Regions from separate parts of the Homo sapiens genome. Here region 2 is linked to region 1. The links are chromatin loops, found by intact Hi-C in ENCODE. Cell type or tissue: A673. All regions are shown on one strand.

Evidence for each region. Peaks named below come from ENCODE experiments on the same cell type or tissue, not always from the same donor. Only the 100,000 strongest peaks of a DNase experiment are listed, where the experiment ranks them.
Region 2: a loop joins it to region 1, with 7 times the contacts of the local background. A loop is called at or near these places in 2 of 110 quality-filtered maps.

What each region holds. Positions count from the first base shown.
Region 1 is chr3:76,752,366-76,754,865 of GRCh38, forward strand. It overlaps a transcript of ROBO2 not described here. Among named protein-coding and RNA genes, the nearest start is that of ROBO2, 290 kb to the right of the region's middle. In A673, a CTCF peak has its summit at 1,413 (motif pointing right); a DNase peak (open chromatin) is centred at 1,436; H3K27ac peaks cover 474 bases.
Region 2 is chr3:76,810,525-76,813,024 of GRCh38, forward strand. It overlaps a transcript of ROBO2 not described here. Among named protein-coding and RNA genes, the nearest start is that of ROBO2, 230 kb to the right of the region's middle. In A673, no CTCF peak of the experiment used is centred here; DNase peaks (open chromatin) are centred at 1,087, 1,957 and 2,477; H3K27ac peaks cover 2,221 bases.

The DNA of each region.
Region 1 (2,500 bases):
CAACATGGCACATGTATACATATGTAACAAACCACGTTGTGCACATGTACCCTAGAACATAAAGTATAAAACAAAAAAAAAAAAGAAAAAAAATGATGGCACATCCCTGGGGACATGGCCAAGACAGTCCTTTGTGATACATTTTTTCTCTAGATTAGTCCAGAAGTGTTCAAGATTGAGGAGGTGTTAGGTAAGGACTAAGACTAAAGCAGTCTCAGTATTCATCCTTAAAGAATTAGAATCACATTACAGAAAATATATTCCCCAAAGAGACCAGTCCCATAAGATCTTCATAGGTTTGCTATGAAAAAGAGTTTCCGTGTTACTGAAGTGTTTGAGGAAAACTGGATTAGAGAAAATTAAACATGTTTCTTTACTAAAGGATGCATTAAAGAGTTGAATATGCTAATTTGCACTCAGAATCTTTAAGGGAATATAGTATGCAGCATTTAAAAAAAAACTTCTAAGGCTTTAGGGACTTTTTTGTATTTTTGTTTCTAAGTAGCATATGAGAGGATTGTGATTACACAGAACATATTTTGCAAAACACTTAGAATGCAAACATTAGAAAATTCAATATTGCCCAATGAAGAATTCATAATATGACCCAATTAAACAAATATGTTAATGTTTATCATTTGGATATTAATTCAAAAGAGTTAAGTAAGACATTTCTGGTATTTTTAAAGGTATATGCAAAACATACGTACACACAAATCATTTCAGTTCTTTAAATGTCTTGTCAAAGACTTAAATAGACAAAGAAACACTGTGCTGAAGTTAGGTGTAAAGCCATTTGGGAAGACATGTCAGAAAAGGAGAAGAAAATATAAGCACAGAATTATTTCCATTTGTTTTAAATTCTTTTGTTATTATTCATCAATTACCTCCAACAAAATGGTGATTAGAGCAAGAAAAAAGTTTTAAAATATTTTAAATCAATTTTTGTTGATTTCCTGATTTCATTTATGGGGCCATAATTTTAAACATATATAATGTTTTATTATTTTTTAATATGCCCTTATGCATTTGGAAAATAATGATTCAATAATGTATGAATCCAATAAAATTATACTTTTATTTCAAACTACAAATATACATCCACAGTATGCTTCCTTAGTTTTTCCTTGTTAACAGATGAATTTTGTCAAAGGCTGATTTTGGCAAGCTCTCTGTCAAGTGGAAGGTTGTTTGAGCATTATCTAAAACAATTTCTTCAAAGGAAACAAAAAATGAGATTTAAGTATTTGATACTTCATATGCGATTTATAGCAAATATGGCAGGTCACATACTGAAAAAGAGTAAAAAAAGAGACCATTGCTATTTAAAAAGACAGAACGCTCCAATATTTTCTGTTCTAATATTTTAACTTTTTTCATTAAAATTTCCCCTGTCTCAATTATATGACTGTAACCAGTAGGGGCTGCTCTTAGCATTACAGGCAAAGTAATTTCTCTGGAGTTGATAGTTTCAGGACTGGCTCTCAATATAACTGAAACAAATTTAGCTTGGTGAACATTTTATGGCAAAACTATTGCCCTTTTCTTTGTCCAGTTAGATATTATTTTTAATTCCTTGCCTTTATGCTTTGTTTTTAAGCATCCAATATATAAAACCTATATAAATCAGTGAAAATAATACTACCTGCTACTAATCTTTGTAAAATTTTTTATTGGTATAAATATAATAAAGGAAAGACATTAGAGGCTGTATATTCAAAAGATAAACTGCATTTCTAATAGAAATAGCAGGAAGGAGAAAGAAAATATACTTTCATTAATAGCTGTGATTTCAAACAGGAGCTGGCTTTCCTTTTGGGCAGTTCAGAATAATATATTCACCAAAAATTCAAAAAAAGAAAATGTTTTCTCTCTAGGCCGTTAGAGAAATTAGAATATAAGACTGGTTCTGTCAAATAGCTTTTGAAGGTGTACTTTGAAAGACACGAAATATTCTGTATATTAGTATCTGGACAGAAGCCTCGTTATCTGTCAAAGGTTAACTGCACCGTATACATTACGGCTGCAACACTGAAGCGGAGGGGCAGCATAACCCCTTCATAATTCCTAAACTGCACTGTGATTTCCCCAGTCTTGCTGCTCTTCTGTGTTTTATTTATGTTCTAGTGTGCCTGGAGAAGCTCCAAATAGTTGAATAAATCACATGCCTTATGATGTGTAAGTATCATAACTAAGAAAGTCTGATTACTTGTGGTAATACTGTTTCTTTTATTATTTCCAATTAAGAAACATACTGCTAGCCAGATATTATTAGGACTATCCAAGTGCTGGAATCATGTTTTGGACAAGACATCCCTATCAATAACTCATGCATAGACGCCTCAAGGTTATTGCTAATAACATACTTGAGATAGCTGAATTTGAGACTCATTATTAATTAGGAAGTTTGGTACTTTGTCATTACACATAGGGATTTAAGTATCAGCTTGTGGCACTATTGTGTGACAGGAGGGTTGGGAAATTGCAAAATAATTTAGGA
Region 2 (2,500 bases), 58 kb after region 1:
AGATTAGATCTCTAAGAAAAGAGTAAAGAGAGGAAGACACCAGCTAGGAGATAAACTTAGGCAGCATTCATATTTTGGGGGCAGGAAGAAGAAGAAACAGCTACTACAGACACAATTTAAAAGGATTCAAGACTACTGAATATTATCATTTTGCTGAGTATTTAGCATGAAGGTTTTAGGTACAATATTTTATGTAACATTACCCAAGAAATGGTGAAAAGCTAACCTGAAAACAAAAAATTACATAATTTAGCTTTTAAAATTCCATTTGTAAGTGTAGTAAGAGACTGGCATTTGAAATTAAGAAAGGTATTAAGAAACAAAGCATTACTATTTGGAGAAGATAGATAATTCCTTCCAAGACTAAACTATTTAGTGACAGTATGTGAGATGAAGATAATTTGGTTGTTTATTAATAAGATGCAAGTTACTTGCCTAATGAACCATTTTAATCAGTGATTTATCAGTTAATCAGTGTTAATCAGCATTTCATTACTAAATAAGGACTTCATGATGAGGTGGACAAACTCATAGTGTTGCATGACTAATAAGCAGACATCAATTTTTTTCAAAATGATTTTTATTATTGAGGTCTATAATATTCAAAGTTTGGGAAAAGACTATCTTTAGGTTAGCAGAATCCAGTGGCTTCATGAGAGAAGTCCAGCATTTGTGGTTGGATGATTTTGAGATATAGAGTACTTGGTGAATGTCCAGCTTTTCCAAGAACAAGGACCTGGAGAAAATGATGGTATTGTTAACTCTAAGTGAAAACACAGAATAGTCTCAGATAAATTATTATTTCATGTTTGTTCATTTTTCATTTTCTTATCAGTAAAATAATATTGCTTATGTCATACCTTAAAAGGATGAAATTCTAGAATGTTGAGATAAAATCAAACAGATCTTGGGAAGTAGTTGTTCAACTATTCTCTTTGCTCATCAGAGGATGTCTGGAACATTAGATTTGGTTTTAAATGTCGTGTTTTAAATGTTGTGGACTTTATACCTCATCCAAACTCCTGGTGACCAACTCACCCATAACTACAAGTTTTGGTGAATCATCACCCTGTAGGCATTTTTAGCTCTGGGCCTTGTGTCCTCTGAGCTAGAAAACCAAATCTCAATTCTTGACATTCACATCAAGAAAGGATTGGGAGACAGACTGCTGTAATTTCAAGACTTCATGCCTATATCTCATCTCCAGACTGCTTGTCTGGCTTTTTGCTTAATTACCTTTCTCTCTTTCCCTCCTTCCTTCCTTCCTTCCTTCCTTCCTTCCTTCCTTCCTTCCTTCCTTCCTTCCTTCCTTCTTTCCTTCCTTCCTTCCTTCCTTCCTTCCTTCCTTCCTTCCTTCCTTTTTTGAGATGGGGTCTCATTCTGTATCCCACGCTGGAGTGCAATGGCACAATCTTGGCTCACTGCAACCTCCACCTCCCAGGTTCAAGCGATTCTCCTGCCTCAGCCTCCCAAGTAGCTAGGACTATAGGTGCCCACCACCATGCCCAGCTAATTTTTGTATTTTTAGTGCAGACAGGGTTTCACCGTGTTAGCAAGCCAGGATGGTCTTGATCTCTGGACCTCATGATCCACTTGCCTCAGCCTCCCAAAGTGCTAGGATTACAGGTGTGAGCCACCGTGCCCAGCCTCATTTTTTTAGTAAGGGAGCTGGATACAATTCCAGGTGATGTCCTTCCTAAACTGCTAAATTTATTTTATGTTAAATGATTTGCAGCATTATTTCTTATATTGAAACAAATTGATATACCACAGGCTAAAAATTTTAAAAATTATACAAATTTTAAAGATAAAAGCTATTTGAAAAAAAAAAAAAAAAAACGTGTTTGAAGTAGGCCATTTCATGCCCAAAGACCATGAGTATTTGAGCATCGCAGCCCTTAGTTATCAGAGAGATTTGTAAATCTGGGAAGGATTTTTGGGGGACTTGAGTGAAACAGAAGTTTCTGCCTTAATTTAAAAAAAAAGGGAAACTTGAACAACAAAACACAATAACAGAAAAGAATTGGACATCTATGGTATTTTTCTACCTTTCTGGATTACAATCAATTATGTATTATGATGACTTTTTAATCTTTCTCTCAGAAAGAAAATATTCAGTTGCACACAGAAGCAAAAAATATTAGTTCTCAAATAAAAAACTTATAATTAAAATAAGACAGTAGAGCTTTCTAAAGTGTACTCATAAAATATTAATAGATATCCTGCCAACACTTTTTAAACATAAGAAATGCAACTGTGAAAGACATAGAGCAAAATTAGTAACGGAAGAAATTTTCTCACAAGTGTTATTAATGGCATGAACAGAAATCCAATTAAATGTAATCTGTTTCCTACAATAAAAGTGTCCTGGCACAGAAGTATAAATTTTTTTTTTTTTTTTTTTTTTTTTTAGCAAATCTCATCCATGACACAAATCAAAAAGACACTTGCTTAGGAGATTCCTCAAATAGTTGAATAAATAAATACATCTTATTGTTTG